Regions from separate parts of the Homo sapiens genome. Here region 1 is linked to region 2. A link is a contact called in ENCODE Hi-C or POLR2A ChIA-PET data. All regions are on one chromosome and are shown on one strand. Each heading gives the region's core, a stretch centred on a gene start or an enhancer-like site at or near the end of the contact. The rest is flanking DNA. Distances are from core to core; before and after follow the strand shown. Region 1 holds the start of OSMR-DT (OSMR divergent transcript). Region 2 holds the start of NUP155 (nucleoporin 155).

Region 1 (3,558 bases), core at 813-3,312, 1.5 Mb before region 2:
TGCGGAAGAAACACCCAAGACCAGCCTTTTTCTCTCAAAGCCACCTTTGATACAAAAGGCTTAGCCACACCTGCTGGGACAAACGGGAACTGGGACCAAGATGTAAGTCACAAGGAGGCAATTTACAGCAGAGAACTAGCTCTTCCTACAATAAAATGTGAGGTGGTGAGCTTCCTGCCACTGGAGGCACTGAACAAATGCTACGGGGAAAACAAACTGAGTATTTCCTGAAGATTCTGAATAGAAGGCTGTGTTTGGAGTTTGATGCTTTGAAAGCTCAAGAAATGATTCTCAGACACAGCGGAGTTTGGGGACATCAAGGGCTCTGAGTGCATTTTAAAGCAGCCCAGGAGAGAGACAAAGCAAGACCATAATGAAACACCCCACCCAGTCTTAGAGTTTGAGCTACAGCACGGTGATCATGAGCAGACTCCAAACCCAAATCCTGATACTGTCACCTGCTAGCTGTGTAACCCTAGAAAAGTTACAAAACCTCTTTGGGCCTCAGTTTCCTCAATAAAATATAATAAAAAACTAGTACCCGCCTCACCCGTGAAGCTTAAATGAGCTAGCATATGTCAAGTGCTTAGAATAGGGGCTGGTTCACAGTAAGTATGAACCATTATTATTTGCAGACAAGGAAACTAAGAGGTGATAAGTAGTTTGACCCATGTTCCAAAGTCAGTTTTAATCTTGGGAATAAAACCTAAAAATTTCTTTCTCCTCCATCAGAATTCCTTCTAGCTCAAACTAAGTATCCTACATTCAATTCTATCTTCTCTGCCTTCATAGACCCTTCCATTTACTTCTCTTGAATATCTTGTTCCCAAAGTGTTTTCAAGGCAGGTCTGTTACCAAGCCACTCCATCAGCAGCACCTAGCACTGTGCCTCCCGCAGCAAGGCAGGCAGGATGGATGGACGGATGCAGGCATGCATGGGTAGGTGGATGAAGGGCAGATGAAGAACTATCGAGAAAGGAATCGCGGTGTCAGGGGTAAAGCCCTGGCCTGCGAGAGCCGGGCTCGGATTTCAGTGCCCTCACAGCTAGCCATATGGCCTTGGACAAGTTACTGAACCCCTCCGTGCCTAGGTTTCCAGAATGTAGAGGGCCACTTCCACTCAAGTGGCTGGAGAAGAAGGTAAGCGCCCCGGACGGACGCTATTGCAGAGTCGCCCGGGGATTCCTCTCTCCACCTGTGCTTGAGCTCCTCCCGCTTCTACGCTAGGGACCAGGTGGGAGAGATACACGGATTCCCAGAAAAATGGCTCTCTCAGGTGGGAGTCAAGGGTTACGAGAGGAGAGGTAGGGGAAGCAATGAACTCCTCCACACGATGTGTTGGGAGAGAGGAAAGAGGGATTCAAGTGGGAATTTTCCACTCAACAAACATTCCACCATCATTTGAGAAAAAGGCGCTGGGATGGTGAATTTCAAACAGTCTGAGAAATGGGCGACTCGGCACTGTGCGGCCTGTAAGGAATGAATCATTTAGTTTTCACCCACCAGGTAGGCAGGCCGGGGGCGAGGACCCTCCGAGCGCCGTCCGAGCGCAGGTGGTAGCCCAGCCAAGCAAACGCTGGGCAGAGGCGGCACCGAGGAGGGGAACGGGCTGCTGCACTCCCGGTCGCGTCCAGCCGGGATGGGCTGCGAAGTTGTCGGATTCTTTCCCGCACAGCACGGGGCTCGCCCGTCGGAAAAGCCACCGAGGGCGGCGCAGCGGCAGGGCGCGAGCAGAGCGGGGACGGGCGGGTCGGGGGTACTCACGCCGCGGGCGAAGGGCTCCACGAGCCGGGCCGAGTCCTCGGCGGCGCGTGGGGCGCGGGTGCGGGCTCCGGGGCGGACGTGCAGAGGCGGCCCGGGCCGGGGCTATGAATCAGCTGCGGGGCAAGCGCGGAGGGGCGGGAGTTACTGGAAAACCGCGGGGGAGGGCAGAGGGGTGAGGTCTTTTGCAATTTCCCGTCTTGCTGCGCACTCTTGGCACTCCTGGGACCCACAGGAATTCCCTCCCTTCAGTCCCGGGGGGAGGCGGCCGCGATCCTGGGGGAGGCGCAGCCTCACAACCCGGACTTTGCGGGCGGGCGGGCACTGGTGAGAAGAGGAAGTGGGAGAGGCCTGGGAAGGAAACTTGGAAACCGAAAACTCGGCGGCCGAGGCTCCGTGCCCCGCGCGCAGCGCTGCTCCTGCCCCGGCCAAGGACGCACGGGCCAGCCGGCGGAACCAGAGGTAAGCCGAGTGACCGATGAGGCCTGGGGCTGTGTATCCCACAGGGGCACTTGTCATCCCAACCCAGAGGCCAAACCCGTGAGATCCCCGTCCGAAAATCTTCAGGCAAGAGAAGTCCTTTAACTAAATTTTGGCCGTGTTTCCATTTGGCGTCCAGAGCAACGAAAACGTGTTTGAACCGAATCAAACGGTCCCCATTTTTCCCCTACTCGCGTTCTATCCAGAAACGCCCTGTCCGACAAAGTTTCTTCGGCTACAACAGTCCCGAAACCTTTATTTCCCAATGCTACGACATGCTACACATGGTTTACTTTTCCCCTTAAAAATGCCATCCAATCTTCAACCTTTTTTTTTTTTTTTTTTTGAGACGGCATCTCACTGTGTCACCCAGGCTGGAGTGCAGTGGCGCGATCTCGGCTCACTGTAAGCTCCGCCTCCCGGGTTCACACCATTCTCCTGCCTCAGCCTCCCTAGTAGCTGGGACTACAGACGACCGCCACCACGCCTGGCTAATTTTTCTATGTTTAGTAGAGACGGGGTTTCACCGTGTTAGCCAGGATGGTCTCGATCTCCTGACCTCGTGATCCGCCCGCCTCAGCCTCCCAAAGTGCTGGGATTACAGGCGTCAGCCACTGCGCCCGGCCAAAAATGCCATCCAATCTTTACCGTGTCTGGGCCTTTGAAAGGTGCATTTCACCTCTCTTAGAGGATAACAGGAGCCTTCCGAGGCAGCCTCGGACCGGGAGCTCCCATAGCCTCGCCTGTCTGGATGCCTGACAAATCAGCAGGCAAGGGGCCTTGCTCCAGATCAGCTGAGCCTAGTTTGGTTTGAGTTTGGGGACCCTGGAAAGTATCACAAAAGCAAGGTTGTAGGAGGGGGGTGGGGGAGGGAACCAAGAGTGATCAACAAGTATCGACCATAAACATATCTTAGAATCCTATATTGAATTGACTGGATGACTCAAAATAATGTCAGAATTATTTTAAAATGTTACTTTTGTGTTTGTTCACATATCTGGCTCCTCCCCAATGTCATCCCAAGGAAAGCTGAGAGTCCTTTTGTTTTTTTATTTTTCCTAAAACAAAGGCCTAAAGGCCCTAATACACTTAATACCTAATGGGGCCACAAAGACCATGATGCATAGTAAATATTTGATGATAATAAAATGTATTTTTGTCTCAATAAATGTATGGTCCTTTGCCACACCTCTCATTACTTGAAGAGTTTTAAAGAGTCCATTAGTTTAGCCATCTGCATGGTTATGGAAACTGCCAAGCCCAAGAGTTGGAAAGTCTTTATGATTTTATATTTTACTGAGAAAAAAAATTATTCTT
Region 2 (3,438 bases), core at 574-3,073:
CCATATTGGCCAGGCTGGTCTCCAACTCCTGAACTTGTGATCCACCTGCCTTGGCCTCCCAAAGTGCTGGGTGCTGGGATTACAGGTGTGAGCCACTGTGCTCGGCCTTGTTACTCTTTTAAATACAATGTTAAACATTTTAATTTTCAGTTTGAGTTATTCACAAATATTAATAGATGTAACCAACATGAAACAAAAACTCTCTGGAATCCTGAATAATTTTTAAGGGTATCAAGGGGGTCCTAAGACCAAAAAAATTCATAATTATCTGTTCTAGGGAAGAGGTCAGCAAACTTTTCCTGTAAAGTGCCAGAGTCCGTATTTAAGGCTTTGCAGTCTTTTGTAGAAATTACTCGGTTTAGCAGTTGTAGTGGGAAAGCATAGGCAATATGCCAATGAATTAAGTTAGTTAGATTACACTTTGGGGAGCTTTACTTCTATGCAGGAATATCACAGCAACGTTGTTGAATCTTCCAATTTATGGAGTTGAAAACTTTGTGTATTTTGTCTCAAATTAAAAACAAACTCGGTGCCAGACCACCACTTTTCAATCTATGGTCTACCAAATAAAGTAAACTCACAGCTAGAGACCCAACTGCCTATCTATATACCAATGATAAAAAATCCAGTTTTTCTTGGTATATTGGCTATGTCAAATTTTAAGTGTAGATTGGTAACATCAAAGAACTTTCAATTTTCAGAAATGTAGTCAAGTCTTTGAGGGAGTAAAAATGTAATTCAAATAGCAAAAGACCAATTTAGAGTAATTCAGTTATTGATTTGTGAAATTCTGAAGAACATAACTGGAAGCTTTCTTAGGTGAGATTCTAAATAAGAGCAGCTTTCTAAAAAGTGCTTTGATTTACCCACTCAGGTTGCCTTCTGTAGTAAATGAAGCCTCTTTTACCTCTCTGCTTTCTCCTATCCTGCTATAGTTTATACCTATCCAAATAGAAAAATTATAATGAAGCCCTTTGTCTCTGCTTGAAGCACCTTAAGGACAGGAAACACTGTGTTAGTTTGATAGTCCCAGCACCAGGCACAAGGCAAGTATTCAGTTTCTTAGGATTGTATGAACTCTTGGGTTCCTATCTCATACGAGTTCCTATACTAGCGCTGGGAATGGAAAGATGAATTAGAACTGTCTGCTATCTCTGCCACGATAAAAAGCACGGCAGCGGTCCACCTGCACTCAGCTTCTTCTTAAACACGTATTTTATACTAAGGGGCAACAAAGTCAAAAGACAGCGACACGCAAATGGAAAAGCCTGATGAATTCTAATTTACACTGAAGCCCGCGAAGAATATAGTGAGATACTGGTTTATATCCCTCTCTGTGACAGCGACCTACCAATTCTTAACTACTCTCACAAAAGCAGTTACTTGGAGAACCAAACTGCGCGCTCATGCGCGAACTCATATAGCTGCAGTTAGCGGATACCGACGCGGGAAGTTCCAAGACTCAGGTCGAGCACGCGCTTAAACCAACGGAACCTGACCAACCTCCTAGGCCAGACACACGACCTAGCTCCCACCTACCGTATCCCTCCTCCCTCCTTCCTCCTCACCCTATCCAACCCCATCCCGCCCCTCTCCTTCCCTGTTCCCTCCCCTTTATCCTTCCCTTCCTTTCCCTCCCTCCCTTCCCTAAATAACCTACCCTAATTTTACCCTGCCACACCCCAAAACCCTCAACCCCCTCGAAAGCATCAGCAGCCTCCTAGCTCCACCCACAACCTCTAGCCCCCTCCCAACAGCTTCCTCTTCCCAGGCCAGAACGGCGTCTTCCAGTTCCCCACCGGATGAAGCGGAAGTGCGTCATGTCGAGGCGCCAAGGCGCTCGTTTGGCGCGCGCGCCCTAGGCGGCGGATCTAAGCTAACTTCTTGGATCTTTTCTTGTTTCTCCTTGGTTTTTGACTTTTTCTGGACCCTGGTGTCTACGATTTCCGAGATGCCGTCTTCTTTGTTGGGCGCGGCGATGCCGGCCTCTACATCTGCCGCAGCCCTGCAGGAAGCTCTGGAAAATGCTGGACGGCTCATCGACCGTCAGTTGCAAGAGGACCGCATGTACCCGGACCTTTCCGAGCTGCTTATGGTGTCTGCCCCAAGTGAGTGATAGTGACCCTGCTTTCTCAACCTAAAGGACTCTCGCCTGACTTCCTAATTTGCTACTTATCCCCAGCGTTGGTCCCGGCGAGGATATGCTGAGATTTATGGCACTGTTGGCTGCATTTTTGGAGAACAGCAAGCAGCTTCTTTTCAGGTTTTTTCCTTTCCTCACTTTCTTCATTGTAGATACTTGAGAGGGCAAGAGTGAAGAGCAAGCTCCCAGTTGAAGCAGAAAGAGGCAAAGACCTCAACCTTAATGAGCTTCTCGCCGCTCTCAAGTGCTTATGGCTAAGGCCATATGAGAAGCATCTCCAGATCCAAGTCCCAAATTTGTTCATTTCTCCTGTTAGTGTTTGAGTAGATCGTAAGAGCAAACGAAGTTAATTTGGAAATTTAGCATGTTATCTTAAAGATACGCTTTGCTTTATATTTATTTGTTTATTTATTGAGACGGAGCGGTTCCCTCTTCGCCCAGGCTGAAGTGCAATGGCGCGATCTCGGCTCATTGCAACCTCCGCCTCCTGGGTTCAAGCGATTCTTCTGCCTCAGACTCCCAAGTAGCTGAGATTACAGGCGCCTGCCACCAAGCCCGGCTAATTTTTGTGTTTTTTAAGTAGAGACGGGGTTTCACCATATTGGCCTGGCTGGTCACGAACTCTGACCTCAAGTGATCCGCCCGCCTCGGCCTCCCAAAGTGCTGGGATTACAGGCGCAAGCCACTGCACCCGGCCAAGAAACGCTTTATTATGTGTAGAGATGTGTGTTATGAAATGCTGGAGGATCTTAAAAGAACTACCAGTGGAATAAAGAAAGAGAACAGGGAAATCACAGTGCTTATGTACAGGGAGAGTAAGGCAGAATATGTGTTGACAATATAGGTGACTGGAAAGTAATTTGTTTAACAGTTTTAAGTTATAACCAGCTCCCCACGGCTTATGGAATTACATCAGTTGCTAGAAAAAGTGACCCCTTTGTGAGATGGAATTTGGAGAAAACCAGCGAAGTGTAAGAAAGAAAAGATTGTTGGTGAGCAAGAACCAAAGTAATCTAAATAGGATAATTTGTGCAGTGTAAACCGAGAACACTTCTGATTATTTATAAAAATCATTGATAGCTTTGTAATCAAAGAAATGATAGAAACAAAGATAGTATTTGCTCCCTACAGCTACTTACCAATGAGCGTGTCTTATAATACCTGATTGGCCTATTAGCAATTATCATCTTGAACAACATTACTCATTTTGGCCTCCTTAGGTGTGAAAACAAGATATAAAAACAGTGCATGCATTCTGGTCCTTCTCTTACATATCTCATGCCTTTACACACACC

The links. Hi-C counts contacts between places; a loop is a spot of excess contacts on that map. ChIA-PET counts read pairs that join two places held with the same protein, here RNA polymerase II (POLR2A). Pooled maps may share reads with other maps.
Region 1: a pooled map shows a loop between it and region 2 (5-fold over the local background). The contact joins the promoter of OSMR-DT here to the promoter of NUP155 in region 2. A Hi-C loop is called at or near these places in 8 of 50 pooled maps. POLR2A ChIA-PET finds 5 or more read pairs at or near these places in 2 of 52 experiments (A549 and activated CD8-positive, alpha-beta memory T cell).

The regions. Positions count from the first base shown.
Region 1 is chr5:38,844,333-38,847,890 of GRCh38, reverse strand. It overlaps OSMR-DT (OSMR divergent transcript), which reads left to right and starts at 2,062. Exons shown (of 4, transcript NR_109951.1): 1 at 2,062-2,223. It overlaps OSMR (oncostatin M receptor), which reads right to left and starts at 1,879. Exons shown (of 18, transcript NM_003999.3): 1 at 1,504-1,879.
Region 2 is chr5:37,369,491-37,372,928 of GRCh38, reverse strand. It overlaps NUP155 (nucleoporin 155), which reads left to right and starts at 1,823. Exons shown (of 35, transcript NM_153485.3): 1 at 1,823-2,108. The coding sequence starts at 1,952. RefSeq lists enhancers at 1,831-1,920, 2,041-2,150.